Linked DNA regions of Homo sapiens: region 2 is linked to region 1. The links are chromatin contacts, found by Hi-C or POLR2A ChIA-PET in ENCODE. All regions are on one chromosome and are shown on one strand. The core of a region is the stretch at or near the end of the contact, and the rest is flanking DNA. Distances in the headings are between cores, read along the strand shown. Region 1 overlaps EIF4G3 (eukaryotic translation initiation factor 4 gamma 3). Region 2 overlaps EIF4G3 (eukaryotic translation initiation factor 4 gamma 3).

Region 1 (5,917 bases), core at 3,365-5,864:
AGTTGGGGCTGTGCGTGGTTGGCTCACTCCTGTGATCCCAGCACTTTGAGAGGCTGAGGCGGTTAGATCACTTGAGGTCAGGAGTTCGAGACCAGCTTGGCCAACATGGCGAAACACCGCCTCTACTAAAAATACAAAAAATTAGCTGGGTATGGTGGCGTGAGCCAGTAATCCCAGCTACTTGGGAGGCTGAGACATGAGAATTGCTTGAACCCGGGAGTCAGGGGTTGCAGTGAACCGAGATGCACCACTGCACTCCAGCTTGGGCAATAGAGCAAGGCTCTGTTTCAAAAAAAAAAAAAAAAAAAAAAAATTGGACTCATCTTCTGGAATGTGTTCATGTTACATTTAGTCTAGTTATTTTGTATTTGTTTATTTTAACCTGGTTTTTGTAAGTTTGCCCTGGGAACATTTATCAGATATGAGAGAGAAGCTTATGTCATTATTCCTTATTAGCCATAATTGAGTGATTGATCATATGAACAAAAAAAGAATCAAGCACATATATATATATTTTGAGATGGAGTCTCACTCTGTCGCCCAGGCTGGAGTGCAGTGGTGCGATCTTGGCTCACTGCAACCTCCGCCTCCCAGGTTCAAGTGATTCTCCTGCCTCAGCTTCCCGAGTAGCTGGGACTACAGGTGTGCACCATCCATGCCCAGCTAATTTTTTGTATTTTTAGTAGAGACGGGGTTTCACCATGTTGGCCATGATGGTCTTGATCTCTTGACCTCGTGATCCACCCGCCTCGGCCTCCCAAAGTGCTGGGATTACAGGCGTGAGCCACCACGCCCAGCCCAAGTACATATTTTTAAAAGGTCTAGTGAGAGCTGCATATGTTAAATGGGGGAGGGAAAATGTCAAAACTAAAGAAACATAGGTTAATTTGAAATATTAATTGATAACTTTCTTATATTGGCCTGCCTCTGCAGTATAAACTGTGGAATTTTACTATGTTCTATAATTTTGTCGTATATATTTTACTTAGAGAAATTAGATTTTATGACTATCAGGCTAGTATTTTTAATATAATTGCAGAGATGAACTTAATAATAGAATAATGACATTACTAAAAGAAGGAGAAATTTATATTCTGTGAGGTTGGAAGGGTTATCTTAGTAACTGCTTATGAAAAATTCACAGCTGGGCCCGGTGGCTTATGCCTGTAATCCCAGCACTTTGGGAGGCTGAGGTGGGCAGATCACGAAGTCAGGAGTTTGAGATCAGCCTGACCAACATGGTGAAACCCTATCTCTACTAAAAATACAAAAATTAGCCGGGCATGGTGGCGCACACCTGTAATCCCAGCTACTCAGGAGGCTGAGGCAGGAGAATTGCTTGAACCCCGGAGGCAGAGGTTGCGGTGAGCTGAGATGGCGCCATTGCACTCGAGCCTGGGCAACAGAGTGAGACCCTGTCCCCTCCAAAAAAAATAAAGGAAGAAAGAAATTCCTATAAATTATTTAAATTACTTCTTAATAAATAGCTCTTTTTTTTTTCTTTTTTTTGAGACGGGGTCCTCCGCTCTTGCACAGGCTGGAGTACAGTGGCATGATTTTAGCTGACTACAGATAATTCCTCTTCAATGCCATAAAATTTATTTTCTTCTTTCTCTCTCTCTTTTTTTTTTGTTGAGACAGTGTCTCTCTCTGTTGCCCATGGTGGAGTGCAGTCGCACGATCATGTCTCACTGCAGCCTTAAACTCCTGGGCTCAGGCTATCCCTCCTCCCTTAGCTTTCCAAGTAGCTAGGACTACAGGCATGCATCACCATGCCTGGCTAATTTTTTTTTTTTTTTTAGTTGGAGTCTTACTCTGTCACCGAGGCTGGACTGCAGTGGCACCGTGTTGGCTCACTGCAACCTTTGTTTCCTGGGTTCAAGGAATTCTCTTGCCTCGGCCTCCCGAGTAGCTGGGATTACAGGCACCCACCACCACGCCTGGCTAGTTTTTATATTTTTGGTAGTGACGGGGTTCACCATGTTGGCCAGGCTGGTCTCGAACTCCTGACCTCAGGTGATCCACCTGCCTCGGCCTCCCAAAGTGCTGGGATTACAGGAGTGAGCCACCGCACCCGGGCCATGCCTGGCTAATTTTTAAAATTTTTGTAGAGATGAGATCTTGTTGTGTTGCCCAGGCTGGTCTCTAATGTCAGGGCTCAAGCAATTCTCCCGCCTCAGCCTTCCAAAGTGCTGGGATTACAGGCATGAGCCACCATGCCCAGCTATGCCATAAAATTTCATGAGTTTTTTTTTTTTTTTCTTTTGCGACAGGGTCTTACTGTGTCATCCAGGCTGGAGTGTAGTAGCTCAGTCATGGCTCGCTGCAGCCTCAACCTTTTAGGCTCAAGAGATACTCTTGCCTTAGCCTCCCAAGTAGCCAGGACTACAGATGTACATCATGACTCCTGGCTAATTAAAAAGCATTTTTTTTTTTTTTTTTTCTGTAGAGACAAGGTCTCATTATGTTGCCCAGGCTGGTCTTGAACTCCTGAACTCAAGCAATTTTCCTGCTTGAGCCTCCTAAAGTGTTGGGATTATAGGTGTGAGCCACTGCTCCTGGCCTCATGATACATTTAGCCATTTTATATTTTATAAAATCTTGATTCTTTTACCCTAAAGCTTTGTTTAATCTAATTAGAGAACCATGCTTTTATTTCTTTTGCCAGGCCACTGTTGAGTATTTGCCAGGTCACTATTGAGTAGGCTAGGATTTCAGTGGAGATACCTCGCCAGAGACAAAAGTTTAGCTTGGGTTGATCAATATTCTTTAGGCAATGGTGTCCAGCCAGATGTAAATCTGTTTGATTGTCCTATCATCTAGCACAGATGGCAAATATATCATTTAAACTAAAGATTTATTTATACTTTTTTTAGAAGAATCATTTATCTTTACATCTCTGCTTTTAAAAATTGATACTTAATAATTATTTGTGGGATACATGTGCTATTTTATTTATTTATTTGAGATGGAGTCTCACTGCGTTGCCCAGGTTGGAGTGCAATGGCATGATCTCAGCTTACTGCAGCCTCCGCCTCCTGGGTTCAAGCGATTCTCCTGCCTCAGCCTCCATAGTAGCTGGGACTACCGGTGCACGCCACTATACCCGGCGAATTTTTGTATTTTTAGTAGAGACGGGGTTTCACCATATCGGCCAGGCTGGTCTCGAACTCCTGACCTCAAGTGATCCACCTGCTTTGGCCTCCCAAAGTGTTGGGATTACAGGCATGAGCCACCATGCCCAGCCACGTGTGTTATTTTGATGCATGCAAGTAATGTGTGGTGGTCAAATCTGGGTAATTAGGATATTTATCACCTCAAATATTTATCTTTTGTGTTAGAAACATTTGAAATCTTCTAGCTATTTTGAAATATACAACAAATGAATGTTAACTATAGTTGCCCTACTCTGCTAACGCTAGAACTTATTCCTTTTATTTAACTGTATGTTTGTACTCATTAACCAACCAGTCTTCATATGTCTCACCACCCTTCCATGCTTCCCAGCCTCTGGTAACCATCATTCTACTCTGTACCTACATGAGATGAATTTTTTTTTAACTCCCACATAGGAGTAAAGACATGATATTTTTCTTTCTTTGCTTGGCTTATTTCATGTAACATCATGACCTCCTCTTCCATTTCTGTTGTTGCAAATGGACGTGGTTGAGTGATATTTCATTGTGTATATATGACACATTTATATTATCCATTATTCTGTTGATGGATACTTACATTGATCCACATCTTGGCTATTGTGAATAGCGCTACAGTAAACACGGGTGGCAGCTATCTCTGCACTGAATTCATTAATAAATAAATGAATGCTATAAATTCTAAATGCTGTAGAATTCACTTATAATTTTAATGCACTGATTTCCTTTCTTTTGGATATGTACCCAGCAGTGAGATTGCTGGATCATATGGTAGATCTATTGTAGTTTTTTCACGAACCTTTATACTGTTCTCCTTAGTGGCCTTACTAACTTATGTTCCCAGCAGCAGTGCGAGCATTCTCCTTTCTCTGCTTTCTCGGCAGTGTCTTTTTGTTGTTTTTTTTTTTTTTTTGAGACGGAGTTTTTGCTATTGTTGCCCTGGCTGGAGTGCAATGATGTGATCTTGGCTCACCACAACCTCCGCCTCCTGGGTTCAAGCGATTCTCCTGCCACAGCCTCCTGAGTATCTGGGATTACAGGCATGCGCCACCACGCCTGGCTAATTTTGTATTTTTCGTAGAGATGGGGTTTCTCCATGTTGGTCAGCCTGGTCTCGAATTCCCAACCTCAGGTGATCTGCCCACCTTGGCCTCCCAAAGTGCTGGGATTACAGGAGTGAGCCACCACGCCCGGCCCGTTTTTTTTTTTTTGTATTTTTAATAATAGCCACTTTAACTGGAGGGAGATGAAATCTCATTGTGGTTTTCGTTTGTGTTTCCCTGATGATCAGTGATATTGAGCACTTTTCATATACTTGTCAGCCATTTGTATATCTTCTTTTGAGAAATGTCTGTTTAGATCATTTGTCCTTTTTTTTTCTTTTTTTTTTTTTCTAGACAGGGCCTTGCTCTGTTGCCCAGGCTGGAGGACAGTGGTGCAATCCTGACTCACTGCAGCCTCAACATCCTGGGCTTGAGTGATCCTCCTGCCTCAGCTTCCTGAGTAGCTGGGACTACAAGCATGCTGCCTCCATACCAGGCCAATTTGTTTATTTATTTTTGTAGCTATGGGGTCACACTATGTTGCCCAGGATGGTCTTGAATGCCTGGGCTCAAGCAGTCCTCCTATCTTGACCTCCCAGAGTGGGATTACAGATCACTGCCTGCCCATTTTTAAATTGGATTTTTTTCTTCTTTTCTTTTTGCTGTTGAGTTGTGTTTCTTATATAGTTTGGCTGTTAATCAATTGTCAAATGTATAGTTTGCATATATTTTCTCCCGTTCTGTAAGTTGTCTCTTTACTCTGTTGACTGTTTCCTTAAATTTGCAGAAACTTTTTAATTGGATATAATCCCACTTCTCTAGTTTTGCTTTTTTCTCTTTTTAGATTTTACCCAAAAGAAAAATCTTTTTTCAGACCAATGTTCTGAAGCATTTCCTTGGTGTTTTCTTGTATTCGTTTCATGGTTTCAGATCTTAACATTTAAATATTTAGTCCATTTTGGTTTGATTTTGGTATATGGTTAGAGATAGGGATCTAGTTTCATTTCTCTGCATGTAGATATCCAGTTTTCCCAGCACTGTTGATTGAGGAGACTGTCCTTTCTCCTGTGTATATTCTTGGCACCCTTAAAAAAATGAATTGGCTATAAATAAATGGATTTGTTTCTTGATTCTCTGTTGTCTTCCATTGGTCTATGTTTTTAGTCCAGTATCATGCTGTTTTGGTTACTGTAGCTGTGCAGCATATTTTGAAGTTAGGTAGTATCATGTCTCTATTTTTTTATTTTTTATTTTTATTTTTTGAGATGGGATCTTGCTCTCTCTCCCAGGCTGGAGTGCAGTGGGCATATCTTGGCTTTTTTGCTTTTCTGCTGCTTTGCTTTTGCTTTTCTTTCTGCTTTTTTGATGTAGGTGTTTATTGCAATAAACTTTCGTTTTACTACTGCTTTTGCTGTGTCCCATGGATTTTAGTATTTTGTGTTTCTACTGTCATTTATTTCAGGAAATTTTAAAATTTTCTTCCTCATTTCTTCATTGATCCATTGTTCATTCAGGAGGATATTGCCTAATTTCCATGTATTTGTACAGATCTATTTCCAAAGATCTTTTTGTTACTGATTTCTAGTTTCATTGTATATCGGTCAGAAAAGATACTTGGTATGATTTTATTTCTTTTAAATTTGCTGAGACTTGTTTTGTGGCCTAAGTGGTCTATTTTGGAGAACCCGTGTGCTGATGAAGAGAATGTGTATTCTGCAG
Region 2 (6,027 bases), core at 1,515-4,014, 72 kb before region 1:
TGTTGCCCAGGCCAGAGTACAGTGGCATCATCTTGGCTCACTGCAGCACTGACCTTCCAGGCTCAAGCAATCCACCTGCCTTTGCCTCCCAAAGTCTTGGGATTATAGGCGTGAGCCACTGTGCCTGGCCCAAAGGAATTTCTGTGATGGAATGTATAGTGTACTTCTGAGCTTGCCTGCTTTTTCTAGGTGCTTGGTTCCCTGTCAGTTATAGATCCGGGAGTCTTTAGAACTTCTTCTGAGCCTTTTAATCCCTCCATTCTCCAGTCTGAAGCTAGACCTCAGAATTGTCTGATTAGAGTCCTGGATCAGTCTTACCTCATGGAATTGGTTTCACTTTTTCCCTAGGCTTAGTTACTGTCTTCTTTTGTTTGAACTTGTCTTTTATACTAAACTAGTATCTAGAGTGAGACAGGGATTAGGATGAATCTCTTTTTCCAAGTGGAGTGGGTGAGACAGTTTGACCTAGGAGTTTCTTGTGGCCCTAGGTAATGTAACAGAAACTGGACTGTTGTTGTATTAAATTTTGTTAGTATTCTAAGAGATTTTTTTAACATATATTCAAGGAATACCTTGAAATTAGCCCTGTTTTTTTTTTTATTTAATACAATTTGCTTTTATAGAATTATACTTTGAAAGTTGGTATTCAAGTAAGATTCTGATTGTTCTCATGTCATCTTTCATGACATGAGTAAACCTTTTGAAACATGCTGAAGGCCTAGTGATAGGACATTGGGCAAATTACAGACTATATAGGTATTGAAATACTATATAACCATTAAAGCTGGGCATGGTGGCTCACGCCTGTAATCCCAGCACTTTGTGAGGCCAAGGCGGGCGGATCACGAGGTCAGGAGATCAAGACCATCCTGGCTAACACGGTGAAACCCTATCTGTACTAAAAATACAAAAAATTAGCCAGGTGTGGTGGCGGGCGCCTGTAACCCCAGCTACTTGGGAGGCTGAGGCAGGAGAATGGCGTGAACCCGGGAGGCAGAGCTTGCAGTGAGCCGAGATCGTGCCACTGCACTCCAGCCTGGGTGACAAAGCGAGACTCCATCTCAAAAAAAAAAAAAAAAAAAAGAAAGAAATACTATATAACCATTAAAAATGTTGCGGAAACATTTACTGATATAAAAAAGTGCACATTTTCTCCGTGGAAGTCAGTTAAAAGTAGCATGTATATTCAAATTTTATTTAAAAAATACATTAGGAAAAAGTGCTTGGTGCTTGGTTATGCAACAGTGTTCATGTGGTTACTGGTTGCTGGTGAGATTAGGTCATTTGATTTTTTTCTGTAGTAAGTGATATTTTGTTTAATCACTTTATTTATTTGTTTATTTAGAGACGGAGTCTCACTCTGTTGCCCAGCCTGGAGTGCAGTGGTATGATTCTGACTCACTGCAACCTCTGCCTCCTGAGTTTAAGCGATTCTTCTGCCTCAGCCTCCCGAGTAGCTGGGATTACAGGCATGTGCCACCATGCCCAGCTAATTTTGTATTTTTAGTAGAAACGGGGTTTCACCATGTTAGCCAGGCTGATCTCGAACTCCCGACCTCAGGTGGTCCACCCGCCTCGGCCTCCCAAAGTGCTGGGATTACAGGCCTGAGCCACCGCACCCGGCCAGTTATTTTTATAATTAGCAAAGTAAAGCTACTTCTATTTTGGAAAGTGAAATCAAGTTAAAATTTGATTCTCTGTGAGCTCTTCATTCAGCAAAGATTAAATTACATTATTTTAAGAGAGTGAAGAGGAATTTGAAATGCGTTTAGATTTTCCACAGGAATCAAGGGAGTTGTTGTTAACTGTTAGTTGAGTAGAAAACTAAACTCATTAAGCATTGTTTTCCCCATAGTGTCAGTATAGTGCTGATCTCACATTGTGATGAATTAGGTTCCCTCAAATTTTTCATGACGCCATGAAAAATGGTTTAAAGTACTTGAATATAGGCATCTTTTTTTAAAGCCTTATTTTAAATGACATGGCATATTATTGCAACATTTTTTATGATGCTTGCTTCATTGTTATTTTTGTTAAGAGTTTCCATTTTAAAAGTCCTTTGCCATCTTGTCCTTGCCGTCCTGGCTTTCATCTGGGACTGCAGCAGGGCTGAGCCAAAAATGGCTGCTGCTGCAGCAGGGGCGGGCATAGTATAGGACTTGGCTGCTGTGGTTCCTGTGAAGAAGCAGGAGGGGAAGCTTGGGGAGAATGTCCTGGCTCAGGATTCTCTTAATGGTTGTGGCCACAAGAATTGGGCTTTTCTTGTGGAAGAATTTCCATACTGTAGATTCTGCTGTTTGGAGGGAATGACACTGAGTATTGGAATTTACAGCATTAGTGGGGGGACCCACCCATTCTCTGCAGTAGAAGAAATCTTAGCTGATGCTGTCATTCACTGAGCAGGATTGGCTATTTTCAGAAAGCAGCAAGGCTTACCTGTCTGTGTCAGTTGATGACAGATACATGTCCAGAATGATGGTGATTTCTAGCTTGGTGGGTGAACATACTTAAATGCGAATTATCTCTCAGAGATGGAGTGGGTGGCATATAGTAGAGGATTAAAAAGGTCTTCCCTTTCGTGCAGCTTGTGTGAGGAATACTGTTCCATATAAAAAATCTGCTTGGTATGTTAAGGTGAGAGATGGGGAGTGGTTTGAGTAGAGAATTAAAGTTGCTGTGTGTGCTCTTTGGACCACTCCCAAGAGGAAATACACTGCCATTTGGATGGGGTGAGTTTGTGCCTGAGTTCCTGTCCTTTCTGCCTGTGACTAGAGATAGGCATGATGTAAAAACACCAGGATCTGCTGCTTAGCAACCAGTAAAATACCGTATATCTGGATAGGCAGTAACACAGTACTTCATTCATTTCTCTTTCAGTGTGATGAAGAGAAAAGGCTTTTTTGCTTGAGAAACAGAAAAGCCCCCCTTCTCTAGAAAAGCCATATGTGATCATTATGGAAAATACAGGGAAAAAAAAAGAATAACAGTTTACTCATAACTCTAACTCATTGATGTATTTCGATAAATTTCCTTGAAGGAATTTTTTGTTTATATATGTATACATATTTTTGTACATATTTATGTACACATAGGTTGGCATATATGTGTTTATATATATACATACACATTTGCATAGCTGCAAATCATACTGTAAATGTAACTTTGTATTATTTTTCCTATTTTAACATATTGATATATTAACATTTCTTTCTTTCTTTTTTTTTTTTAGAGATAGAGTCTCTGTTGCTCAGGCTGGAGTACAATGGCATGATCATAGCTCACTGTAACCTCCAACTCCTGGGCTCAAGCTATCCTCCTGCCTCAGCTTACCCAGTTGCTGGGATTACAGGCATGAGCCACCCTACCTGGCCAGTATAGTCACATTTCAAAAAACATTCTGAAGGCATCTTTAATGGCTTTATAGTATTAGATATATGACTGTGCCACAATTTACTGAAAACACATTCCTTATTGTTGGATTTTTTTTTTCTTTTTTTGACATGAGGATCTTGCTGTGTTTCCTAGGCTGGCTTTGAACTCCTGGCTATCCTCCCACCTCAGCCTCTCGAGTTGCAGGGATTACAGACATGCACTTTTTTTTTTTTTTTTTTTTTAAATGAGACAGAGTCTCACTCTGTCGCCCAGGCTGGAGTGCAGTGGCGCGATCTCGGCTCACTGCAAGCTCCGCCTCCTGGGTTCACACCATTCTCCTGCCTTAGCCTCTCGAGTAGCTGGGACTACAGGCACCTGCCACCACAGCCAGCTGATTTTTTGCATTTTTAGTAGAGATGGGGTTTCACCGTGTTAGTCAGGATGGTCTCGATCTCCTGACCTCGTGATCCGCCTACCTTGGCCTCCCAAAGTGCTGGGATGACAGGTGTGAGCCACCGCGCCCGGCTGTTTACTCGATTTTTAAGTTAACAGTTTTGCTATTGAGAAGAATGCTGAGACCAGGCAGGGTGGCTCATGCGTGTAATAACCAGCACTTTGGGAGGCCAAGGTAGGCAGATTGTTTAGACCCGGGAGTTCAAGACCAACCTGGGCAACATAGCAAGACCTTGTCTCTGTGAAATTAGAAAAAAAATTGGTGAGGCATAATGGAGTGTGCCTGTAGCCCTAGCTACTTGGGATATTGAGATGGGAGGATTGCTTGAGCTCAGGAGTTTGAGGCTGCAGTGAATTATGATTGTGCTATTGCACATTCCAGCTTGGGTGACAGAGCAAGACTCTTCTCTTGAAAAGAAAAAAAGCCATGCTGGAAACCATCTTTGTGCATAATGCTTTTCAATATTTCAGATATTTCCTTAATAAAAGTAAAAATTACTGAGTCAACAGGTGTGAACACTAGGAAAATTGATGTATATTACCAGATATGAATTTTCACTTTACCTGCAGTGTACCCTAGTGCCTGCTACATTTTTAAATTGTTTTTATTGATATATAATACATGTACATATTTTCAGGGTCTACTCTACTTTTATCAGCATTAAATATTGCAGTCTTTCAATTTTTGTTGATTTGATAGGTGAAAATGATAGACGATTTTAGTTTGTATTTCTTTTATTACTTGTAAGGCTTATTTTTTTCTCCCTTGTTTACTAGGTTTATTTCCTGTTTTGAAAATTATTTGTTCATGTCCTAGGCTCATGTATTTTTTGAGATTTTGGTTTAGGTTCAAAACTTAGCAAAGGTTGGGTGCGGTGGCTCACACCTGTAATCCCAGCACTTTGGGAGGCTGAGGTGGGCAGATCACGAGGTCAGGAGTTCGAGACCAGCCTGGCCAACATAGGGAGACCCTGTCTCTACTAAAAATTAGCCAGGCGTGGTGGCAGGAACCTGTAATCCCAGCTACTTAGGAGGCTGAGGCAGGAGAATCGCTTGAACCCGGGAGGTGGAGGTTGCAGTGAGCCGAGATCACGCGATTGCACTCCAGCCCAGGCGACAGTGTGAGACTCTGTCTCAGAAGAAAAAAAACAAACAAAAAACAAACAAACTTAGCAAAACAGTGCATGTGTTTTATAAATAATACAAATTATATAGATTTATTTATTTATTTATTGAGATGGAGTCTTGCTCTGTCTCCAGGCTGGAGTGCAGTGGCACGATCTTGGCTCACTGCAACCTCCGCCTCCCGGGTTCAAGAGATTCTTCTGCCTCAGCCTCCTGAGTAGCTGGGATTACAGGTGTCTGCCACCATGCCTGGCTAGTTTTTTGTATTTTTAGTAGAAATGGGGTTTCAGTATGTTGGCCAGGCTGGTCTTGAACTCCTGACCTCGTGATCTGCCCGCCTCAGCCTCCCAAAGTGCTGGGGTTATAAGCGGGAGCCACTGACCCGCCCAAATCCTGAAATTTCTGAAACAACTATATCTTTAGGTAACTTACTAGCTTTTGAAGAGTTCAGGTTTGCCTTTTATTACAATTATTGCATTGATACTAGTAGTATTTTATAGACTTTCTTGTGTGAAATGAAAAGCTCCTTGTGACTATTAATTTTTCTTATTCCAGTTATTGAATTGCTATTGTCACCATATAATATGTAATTTTATTTATTTATTTATTTTTGAGATGGAGTTTTGCTCTTGTTGTCCAGGCGGGAGTGCAATGGCATGATCTTGGCTCACTGCAACCTCCACCTCCTGGGTTCAAGTGGTTCTCCTTCCTCAGCTTCCCTAGTAGCTGGGATTACAGGTGGCCACCACCATGCCCGGTTAATTTTTTTGTATTTTTTAGTAGAGACTGGCCATGTTGCTAGGCTGGTCTTGAACTCCTGACCTCAGCTGATTCACCTGCTTTGGCCTCCCAAAGTGCTGGGATTACAGGTGTGAGCCACCCCGCCCAGCCAATTTTAATATTTTTTAAATATAAAATTGCCTTTCTGATTTGTATGTCATTAGTTATTGAAATTAACTGTTAATAGCCATATGTTTGCCCTTCATTTACTGTACTTTAAAGTTTTTGAGACAGGGTCTTGCTGTATTGCCCAGGCAGGAATTCAGTGGTGTAGCCATGGCTCACCTCAGCTTTCAG

Evidence for each region. Hi-C counts contacts between places; a loop is a spot of excess contacts on that map. ChIA-PET counts read pairs that join two places held with the same protein, here RNA polymerase II (POLR2A). Pooled maps may share reads with other maps.
Region 2: a loop to region 1 is called in a pooled map, with 1.9 times the contacts of the local background. The contact joins two enhancer-like sites. A Hi-C loop is called at or near these places in 2 of 168 maps with a recorded cell type or tissue (esophagus muscularis mucosa and posterior vena cava) and 1 of 50 pooled maps. POLR2A ChIA-PET finds 5 or more read pairs at or near these places in 6 of 52 experiments (H1, OCI-LY7, Panc1 and 3 more).

The regions. Positions count from the first base shown.
Region 1 is chr1:21,076,033-21,081,949 of GRCh38, reverse strand. All of the region lies in intron 3 of EIF4G3 (eukaryotic translation initiation factor 4 gamma 3), which reads left to right. Among named protein-coding and RNA genes, the nearest start is that of MIR1256, 91 kb to the right of the region's middle. Within about 2 kb of position 4,614, at least 3 of the 41 ENCODE cell types and tissues checked have a DNase peak (open chromatin) inside an H3K27ac peak, as active enhancers do.
Region 2 is chr1:21,146,293-21,152,319 of GRCh38, reverse strand. The region is part of intron 2 of EIF4G3 (eukaryotic translation initiation factor 4 gamma 3); the gene reads left to right. Among named protein-coding and RNA genes, the nearest start is that of EIF4G3, 28 kb to the left of the region's middle. Within about 2 kb of position 2,764, at least 15 of the 41 ENCODE cell types and tissues checked have a DNase peak (open chromatin) inside an H3K27ac peak, as active enhancers do.